3 separate regions of the Homo sapiens genome follow, and all the other regions are linked to region 1. The links are chromatin contacts, found by Hi-C in ENCODE. All regions are on one chromosome and are shown on one strand. Each heading gives the region's core, a stretch centred on a gene start or an enhancer-like site at or near the end of the contact. The rest is flanking DNA. Distances are from core to core; before and after follow the strand shown. Region 1 holds the start of IARS1 (isoleucyl-tRNA synthetase 1). Region 2 has its middle 45 kb from the start of LINC02937. Region 3 holds the start of PHF2 (PHD finger protein 2).

The links. A loop is a pair of places that touch in the nucleus more often than their neighbours do. Pooled maps may share reads with other maps.
Region 2: a loop to region 1 is called in a map of vagina, with 9 times the contacts of the local background. The contact joins the enhancer-like site here to the promoter of IARS1 in region 1. A Hi-C loop is called at or near these places in 1 of 168 maps with a recorded cell type or tissue (vagina) and 7 of 50 pooled maps.
Region 3: a loop to region 1 is called in a map of CD8-positive, alpha-beta T cell, with 2.8 times the contacts of the local background. The contact joins the promoter of PHF2 here to the promoter of IARS1 in region 1. A Hi-C loop is called at or near these places in 3 of 168 maps with a recorded cell type or tissue (CD4-positive, alpha-beta T cell, CD4-positive, alpha-beta memory T cell and CD8-positive, alpha-beta T cell), 2 of 37 single-sample maps with no recorded cell type and 10 of 50 pooled maps.

What each region holds. Positions count from the first base shown.
Region 1 is chr9:92,292,447-92,295,146 of GRCh38, forward strand. IARS1 (isoleucyl-tRNA synthetase 1) reads right to left here and starts at 1,251. Exons shown (of 34, transcript NM_002161.6): 1 at 1,165-1,251. MIR3651 (microRNA 3651) reads right to left here and starts at 101; the gene lies at 12-101. SNORA84 (small nucleolar RNA, H/ACA box 84) reads right to left here and starts at 147; the gene lies at 15-147. RefSeq lists an enhancer at 1,633-1,682.
Region 2 is chr9:91,206,855-91,209,554 of GRCh38, forward strand. No RefSeq gene overlaps it. Among named protein-coding and RNA genes, the nearest start is that of LINC02937, 45 kb to the left of the region's middle. RefSeq lists an enhancer at 1,563-1,622. Within about 2 kb of position 1,362, at least 12 of the 41 ENCODE cell types and tissues checked have a DNase peak (open chromatin) inside an H3K27ac peak, as active enhancers do.
Region 3 is chr9:93,575,272-93,578,032 of GRCh38, forward strand. It overlaps PHF2 (PHD finger protein 2), which reads left to right and starts at 1,313. Exons shown (of 22, transcript NM_005392.4): 1 at 1,313-1,600. The coding sequence starts at 1,503. RefSeq lists enhancers at 1-215, 216-810, 492-771 and silencers at 872-931, 1,042-1,341, 1,932-2,091.

The sequences.
Region 1 (2,700 bases), core at 1-2,500:
CTATTCAGGAAGAATCATGTACCAGCGACCGGGCTATGGCAGCTGCTGAGGAGAAGCAGCCTCCATGCATAAATCACAGGATTGCTATGGCCCATCGAATCCACTGGAGAGCTGTCCATGCACAACAGCATCCAGCAACCACAGGGCAGGGACAGAGCAGGTTAACCTTGCACAACAACCTTGTTGTGCAGAGGGATGCCATCCCCTTTGCTTCCCTCTTATTATAATCCAGGCCCTTGACTCTTCGCTGCTCCACAACTCCTTCAGGTCACCTTAACCTCAACTTCCCGTTCAGCAATTTCGAGACCACCCTCCCTGATATTAACTACATATTATTCACATTACTTCATATTATTTTGCCTCAATATATTTTAGAAACGCACACTAAAACCATGTTTTGTTTAAAATTTCATAATTCCTTCCAGAATTGCTTCCCTTTTAAACTACTGTATTAGTGGTTCCAATATTCTTCCCATTACTTAGGCATGACATTTTTGAGTCACCCCTGACACTACTCAGAAGATACACACAACCAATTAATCATCAAGTCATGTGGATCCTACCTATAAGCCTATTTCTGTTCCCCCTTTTCATTCTCCTCTAAATCCATTTCTGTTTCTCCTTTTATTCTCAGGTCTTCATAATCTATTAAGTCAAATGTAACCTGAAAGTGGGACCGTCTCAAACGTTTCCTCAATTTAGTTATATCCTATTAACATAGACTCCACAGGTATACTCATGCAAATGTACAAAATGTGTATACAATGACATTCACCGAATAATTGTTTCTCCAGGCAAATAACTGAAAACAATCTAAATATTCATGGTGACTGAAGTAAATTACGGTACATCAATAAAATAAGTATCTCGCAGCCATTGAAGGTAATAAATTAAGACATATAAAAATACGTATTGCCTATACATAAAGTCACAGCTATATCAATTTATACTATGTATATCATTTTAAAAAGATTTTACTCATTTCAAACACTACCTCATTCAAAAAGGCGACCATAAATTCCTGAGGCTGGAAACGAACGAACGGCAAGCCCCGAAGAAACACGCTCTTTTAAAAATTAAATCTTGTGCTACTGTTTCGGGGTTGTAACGCGTGCGTGACCCTCGTCTTTGAGGGCCGGATCCTGCAGGGAAGAGAGGGCGTACCTGAGGGGCCTCGCGTGCCTGGACAGCCCCGCGGGCCAGCAAGCCTAAAAGCAACTCATCCGGCGTCCACGCTGCAACCGGGCGCACGGAGGTGATGCAACGCGCTGAAAATGCGGGATCCAGTGAAGGAGACAGGCTCCGCACCGGCCAATCAGTGCGCGCTGCCTGACACCTGCCAACAAGCCAGGCGCCGATTGGTCGCGCCGGACATGATTGCGCCCACTGGCTCGGATGGTGCGACAGTGGTGCTTGCTGGTTTTGCGCCTCCACGTGGAAAACGAACCAGCGCTGAGGGCGGCGCTGTGCGTGCTGCTTGTATCCGTTGCAGTAGTGTAGACCGAGGTCTCACTCGGGTTGTGGGCACCTCCGGGTAGGTGACGGCCCACTGGGAAGGGGCGCCGAGGTCGGGGCTCATGTTCTTCATCTTGTTTGCTTTTGTCAGTATTTATCTGACTGGACACTTCGTACCTAAATTGATAACGACAAACAGCAACTTCCGGAGAGGTGGCTTTAATAATTATACTTTTGGGCCCTGAGCCGCCGACCCCAAAGCCGCTTCTCCTATCATAAATGGCTACGTGAAACGATAATAACAAAAGGGAAGGAAGGGTCTGACAACCAGATTTAAAAGTTTTATTGTATTTTACTTAAAATGTTTCCGGTAATGAAAACATTGCACAAACGATTTTTTTTTCTTTTTTTGAGAAGCGGTCTCATTCTGTCGCCCAGGCTGGAGTGCAGTGGCACGGTCATGGCTCACTGCAGCCTCAACCTCCCCGGATCAGATGATCCTCGCACCTCATCCCTGGCCAAGTAGCTGGGACTACAGGCTAGCGCCACCACGCCCGGCTAATTTTTGTATTTTCTGTAGCAACGGGGTCTTGCTATGTTGCCTAGGCTGCTGTCAAACTCGTGGGCTCAAGCGATCTGCTTGCCTTAGCCTCCTTAACTGTTGGGATTACAGGCATGAGCCACTGCACCCGGCCTGCATACTTATTATCATTGCTATGAGTCGGCTTGGTACCTTACTGATCTGCTGGTTAAAATCTGGAGCCTTGCAAAGGGCAGTAGGCCTCGGGCTTTGGCCCCAGAGCCTCTAAAGGAAATTCTGGATCTTGCCAAATTGGGAGTAGTTCCGTAGCTGCCTATTGTATCCGTTAGAGGGATATAAAAAATTTATCTGGCCTAGAATAGGTAGAATGCAGTTTCTTATTAAGTTTAGGAACATTTTGATAGTCTGTTCAGCATATATTTAACTTTACTTACCGTCTTGGCCCTGTGTGAAGGATTAAAGTGGTTTCATGTCCTCCATCATGGGTAACTCAGTGTTCTGACTATACTCACATAACGTACATAATTTAATAGCTGCAAATCTTGTTAATTAACTGAAAGTATTTGGAATGTGTTTGAAGTTTTCACATTCCTCACGTTGCCACCTTGTTCAGTTCATTTTTGTCACCTATCCAGAGAGCCCAGATAGAGCCAGACAGAGGGCTCCTGGACAAAGGTGAGGTAGGCCAAGTCTAATTATTTAAA
Region 2 (2,700 bases), core at 112-2,611, 1.1 Mb before region 1:
AAAATTTTTATGCTAAATGAAAAAAAAACAGATACAAAAGTCTACATATTATATAATTCCATTCATATGAATGTCTCAAATAGGCAAATCCATAGAGACAGAAAGTAGATTAGTGGTTGCCAGGGGCTTGGGGGTGGAGGGAATGGGCAAGGGAGTGACTACTCATGAGTACTAGGCTTGTTGGGAGGCAATGAAAATATTCTGAATTAGCTAGTGGTCATGGCTGTACAACTCTGAATATACTAAAAAACCACTGAATTGTACAATTTAAAGAGTGGCTTTTATGGTATGTGAATTATATCTAGAAAAATAAAATCGCCAAGTTCTATTTTTCCTCAACATTGATTCTAGAGTTCCAAACCCAGAATCCTGATGAGAGGTTATGGAATGGAGTCCAAGAATACAATACCTCTTACAGGTACCAGCAGTTTTGGGAATCCCTGCCCTTGGGTGGGTCTGAGGAATAGACAAGATGAGGTCCCGCTCACAGACATGGCCCCCACTCCACCTCTGCTGCAGGTGACAGAGCACGAGAGGTAGGGCTGGACCAGGGCCGAGATTCGGCTCTTTTCTCTGGTACCATAGCCCCTACGCTGCTCATCACGTTTACATTTGAAGACTAGTTTATCCCCGGGGGAAACTCAAAACAATTTTAAATGTTAGGTATGTCAAGTTTTTCAGGACAGTCAACATATATCTTCCTATCTACACATGCAAGCATTTTTAATACGCATGAAGCACATGTGGGCGTACATAAGCTGCAAGTCTAGGGAAGCAAAGCAAGCACCGAGGGCTTGGAGTTTTGAGGTTACCGAGCCATTCTGAGCCTGGACTAATGAGATCACACCACAACTGAACTCAGAAGTACCAGGGCCATGGATAGTCTAGGATAAACACTCTCTCTGAGTCCTCTCAGAAGAGTGGTTTAGCAATCTCGACTCATACCATGCCTTCCCACAAAGACCAGAGGAAAAGAAAGGAGCTTTTCAGTGTTATTTGCAAGCCAATACTGGTGTTAGGCAAGCATATAACAGAGCCACCGTAGGTATTAAGAACAAATACTCCAATCACATCTTCCAATAATTAGAGTTTCCTTCCACCAAGATGAATGTGAGCTGTCATTTCCTAGCTCTTATGGCGTGTGACACATTTCTTGTACTTACATTTTTAAATAACTCAAATTACAGTCACTCTTACACAAGTTCTAGGCGTCATAAAAAGCATGTTTCAGGAAAGTGTTAATAGACAACTCAAAAGAAATGTTACTCAATGCAGCCGAGGCTATTAGGAGCTCGAACTTCTCTCTCTTGCCAAACAGTTCTTCACTTTCTGTAAACTGCACAAAGGTTTCATTCAACACAGTTTGAAGGCTGAAAGTGAAAGTGACTCAGACTATTTTTGGAAAGGTCAAGAAAGTGCACCTGCCAATTTTCAAATTTCTCTGAAACCTTTTCCTGCAAACATCACCACTAAAGCTACGTAGTCCCTGAGCTGCAACTTGATGATGTGGTGATTTTACTATTTCTCTTGGGAGGTTCAGGTACACACTGTGCCGTGGGTTCATGGGAGACTTTGTTCAGACAGCATTTTACACGACAGTCTGTTTAAATGCTTTAGGGGACCAAAACATCTAAAGGTACCTTGGCAGCAAGATGGGGGAATGAACTGAAGCCTAGGAAGGAAGCCTGGCCTGCCCTTGGCCTGACCACAGCCACCGCAGGGCTAGAGTCCTCCAGTATCTCCTGAGGTGGGGAGCAGGTGGGCCGCTCCATGAAAACCAACTAGATGATGGGAAAATGGACAGCTTTGCTCAGGGCAATCTTCCCACCCTGGCCCCCAAAATTGGTACTATAAACATGGCACTCAAACATGAGAATGATTTCTTAAAATGTTAGAGGAACTAAAACTCCTTAAATTGTAGATTACCTCAAGGGCCAATATAGTTAACCAGACACACCTTAGGCAGATACCTGTTTTCTCTGTCTCTCAAGGCCCAACTCACTAGTGACCAGTATTTGTAAGGAGACCCATCTTTCTCATCTGCTAAATCCATGCCAGTGTTAGAGGCCTGCACCAGTCAGAGTCTGCGCCAGTGCTGGAGGCCTGCAGTCTGCTTTCACTTCACAAAAACCGTCTAAGTTGGAAGAACTGTCCTCTGGTGCCTCTTAACTTCCCGCAGCAATGGCCCTGCCCATGCCTGCCCACTTTCTGCTCTAACACTCCAGAGGCAGTGGGCAGCTTTTGGACCTAGGAGGGTGTAAGTAACTTCCCTGCATAGACTTTAGTCAACATCTCTTGTCTCTGGACAAGCGCAGAGCAACAAGCAGAAGTGGGGAGGTGGGGAGGAGCCCTGCATGGTTTCCCCTCGCCCTGGAAGCCTCTGAAGACCTGTTTCATATTGCAGTTCTACTGGAGGCAGCTACCATGTTTCCCTAGACTTCTCTTTTCCTGAGTGAAGAGCCCAGGTTCTTGTACATGCCTCCAAACCAGCCATGGTTGCGAGACCCACCTTCCCGTCTTCTGAAATATGAAACAAATAAAACACGACCACCACATAAAGCACTTTTATACAGATCACATCCAATGTGACTGGGTCTTCAAAACCATCCTGAACTACTGGATTCTTCTACAAATGAAGAAATGGGCTCAGGGACATGAGGCACTTTGTCCACGGTCTCATCGCTGACTTCGGTGGAGCTG
Region 3 (2,761 bases), core at 63-2,562, 1.3 Mb after region 1:
GTGGGCGGTGATGGTGAGGGGCTGAGGGGCTAAGGAGCCTTGTCATGGATGCTGCTAGGAGACTGAGCCAGGTTTCCTGTCCGGAGATTCTGGAATTCCGAGCAGGGGTGGCCCACATTTCCCAGCACGATGCGGATTTTGCTGAGGGAGGATGGGGAGAGAAAGAGGGTGAGGGAGGAAGGGCGGGCAGGGATGTGGCCCCTGCCCAGCGCGGATGCCCCAAGGATGCAGCGCTGGCGAGGCAGGGAAGTCCTCCTCTAGAACGCGTGCAAGTGACCCCTCAGAGCGCACCTCCGCTTCTCCTCCCCACCGTGGGGGCTCAGTTCCCTGGACACGGGGGCCAGGGTTCCCATACTCCTCGCCCCTTAGGTCACGGGCCTGGGGGGCTCAAATGCCAGGGAGCTCTCTCTTGACAGAGCTGACCAGCCCGGCCCCTTAGGTCACGGGCCTGGGGGGCTCAAATGCCAGGGAACAGAGCTGACCAGCCCGTGCCAGCGCACTCCCGGCCCGGGCTTCTGTCCTCTTCCTCTGGGGCTGAGCATCAGGGAAGTCCGCGGGATCCTGCGAGGGAGGCGGCAGTCCCCAGCCGAAAATGAGGGGAAAGAGGAAGTGGTGTCCCAACCAGAAACTCAGTGGGGAACGGAGGGAGGCAGCGCGGCCGAGGAGGAGGAACACCCCCACCGTGGTGGGGGTCAGAAGAAAGTTAGGGCCAAGTATTTGCTTGTCGGCCTTCTAGACTAGGAAGGCTCTCCTGCGGGCTCCACTCCCGCACCCCGCGTCTCTCCTTCTGCCTTGCCCGGGTTCCCCCAACTTATCTTATCCTCGGGGTCCCGCCCACCTTCTCCCCGGGGTCCCACCCCACTTTCAGTCTCAAGGCTCCCCCAGCTCACCTTCGCGCCCGCGGACCCCTGGGTCTACCTTCAGCCTTGGGGGCCCTTCTCGGCCTATCTTCCACCTTCGAGATCCCCCCACCCGCCTTCTCCCCCGGCAGGGTCCCCCCGGCCGTCTTCTCCCCCGGCAGGGTCCCCCAACCCACCTTCTCCCCCGCAGGGTTCCCCAGCCCGCCTTCCCGGCGGCGGGAGCGGCGGCCCAGGCCGGCGGGCGGAGGCGGCGCCACCCGGGGCGCTGACGTAGAGGCCGCTCGGCGGCCGGGGGTCCCTTCGGTGGGGCCGCGGCTCCCCGCCCGCCGCCCCCGCGCGTCCATTCCCTTTTGTGTCCCGCGCGCGGCCCGTCCCCCGCGCACACTAGCGCCCTGAGCCCCGCGGGCCGGCGGGCGGCTCCCGGCGCGGCCCCTCCAGCCAGCGCGCCCGGCATTGTGTGGACGCGCCTGGCCGGGAGCGCGCGCGGGGGCTGTCGTGCGCCCCCGTCCCCGTCCCCTCCCGGCCGCGGCGCCGCCTGCGCCCCGCCGCCCCCGCCGCCCCCGCGCGGCCCGGCCCCCGGCCCGGCCCGGACCGACCCGGGCAGCGCAGCGGCGGGGCCGAGCGGCGGCGCGGCGCGGCAACATGGCGACGGTGCCCGTGTACTGCGTCTGCCGGCTCCCCTACGACGTTACCCGCTTCATGATCGAGTGCGACGCCTGCAAGGACTGGTTCCACGGCAGGTGAGCGCGCGGCGGCTGCTCGGCTCGGCCCGGCCCGGCCCGGCCACCTTGCCCGACCGAGCCCCGCGCCCCCGGCTGCGCGCCCGCAGGCCCGGCTCGGGGACGGGCCGCCGCCGCCGCCGCCGCATTCCGGGCGCCCCGGTCGGGGCTGGGCCGTGCCGGGCCGCGCGCCCTTTTGTGCCCAGGGCGGGGGCGCCAAGCACGGGGCCCGCGCTGGGCGCCCCTGGCCGCCGCGCACAAAGCGAGGCCCGCGGGCCGGGAGGTGGGCTCGGGGCTCGGGGCGCGGGGAAGTTGGGGCTCCAGGCCCGGGCCGGGCCGCCTGTCAGCTGGGTCGCGGCGGCCGCAGAGGCCGGGCATCCGGAGGGAGGCCGAGGCCCGGAGCCCCCGCCGCCTCCCCCCTGCGAAGTTGCAGGAACTTTCCCCGCGCGGGCTCGGGGTTGGCCGGGCCGGGAGAAGCGGGCGCGCAGCCCGGCGCGGGTCCCGGGAGAGGCGCGAGTGGCGGGCTCCGACTCCGGCAGGGCTGGGGAGTCCGTGGGGGCTCCGGCGAGGTGGCAGCCGGCGCGCCCACCCTCCGCCGTGGCCGGCGAGCTCCCTTGGACCTTGTCCCCGAGGGCAGGACCCCTCCCGGACCCCCGCGGAGCAGCTAGACCCGGCAGGCCTGCAGGTCCGCGGGCAGGAGTGCGGTGACAGAATAGTGTCTGTGAGTTGGGTAAGGGGGGTTTGTTGTGGCTTTGCCACCTCCTCCCTGGCCTTCAGTTTTCCCCGTTTCTCTCCTCTCCGTTCCCGGCAGGAACGCCGGTTTTGACATGATCTTATGCTCCCTAAGGAAGATGGGGAGGGGGGAAGGAGGTAACGCTTGGAGACACTGAAAACCCCCGCCCTCTTGGCCCTTGCCGATGGCCATGACCTGGCCCCATGCCTAGGGCAGGTCCCTTCCCACCAAGAAGTAAATGGAGGAGGAGGAAGAGGAGGTGACAGTGTTGCCCAAACTGCTCCAACAGGTTCTCTTGCATCTGACTTTGCCTGTGGGATGTGTTTGGACCCGGGGCTGGCCAGGGCTGTATGCCCTCTGGGGCTCCAGTCCCAAACCACCGGCAGCAAGCAGCCGGGGGAAAGAGAGGGGTGTGTGGTGGTGGGTGGTCCGGGATTCTCCTTCCAGAG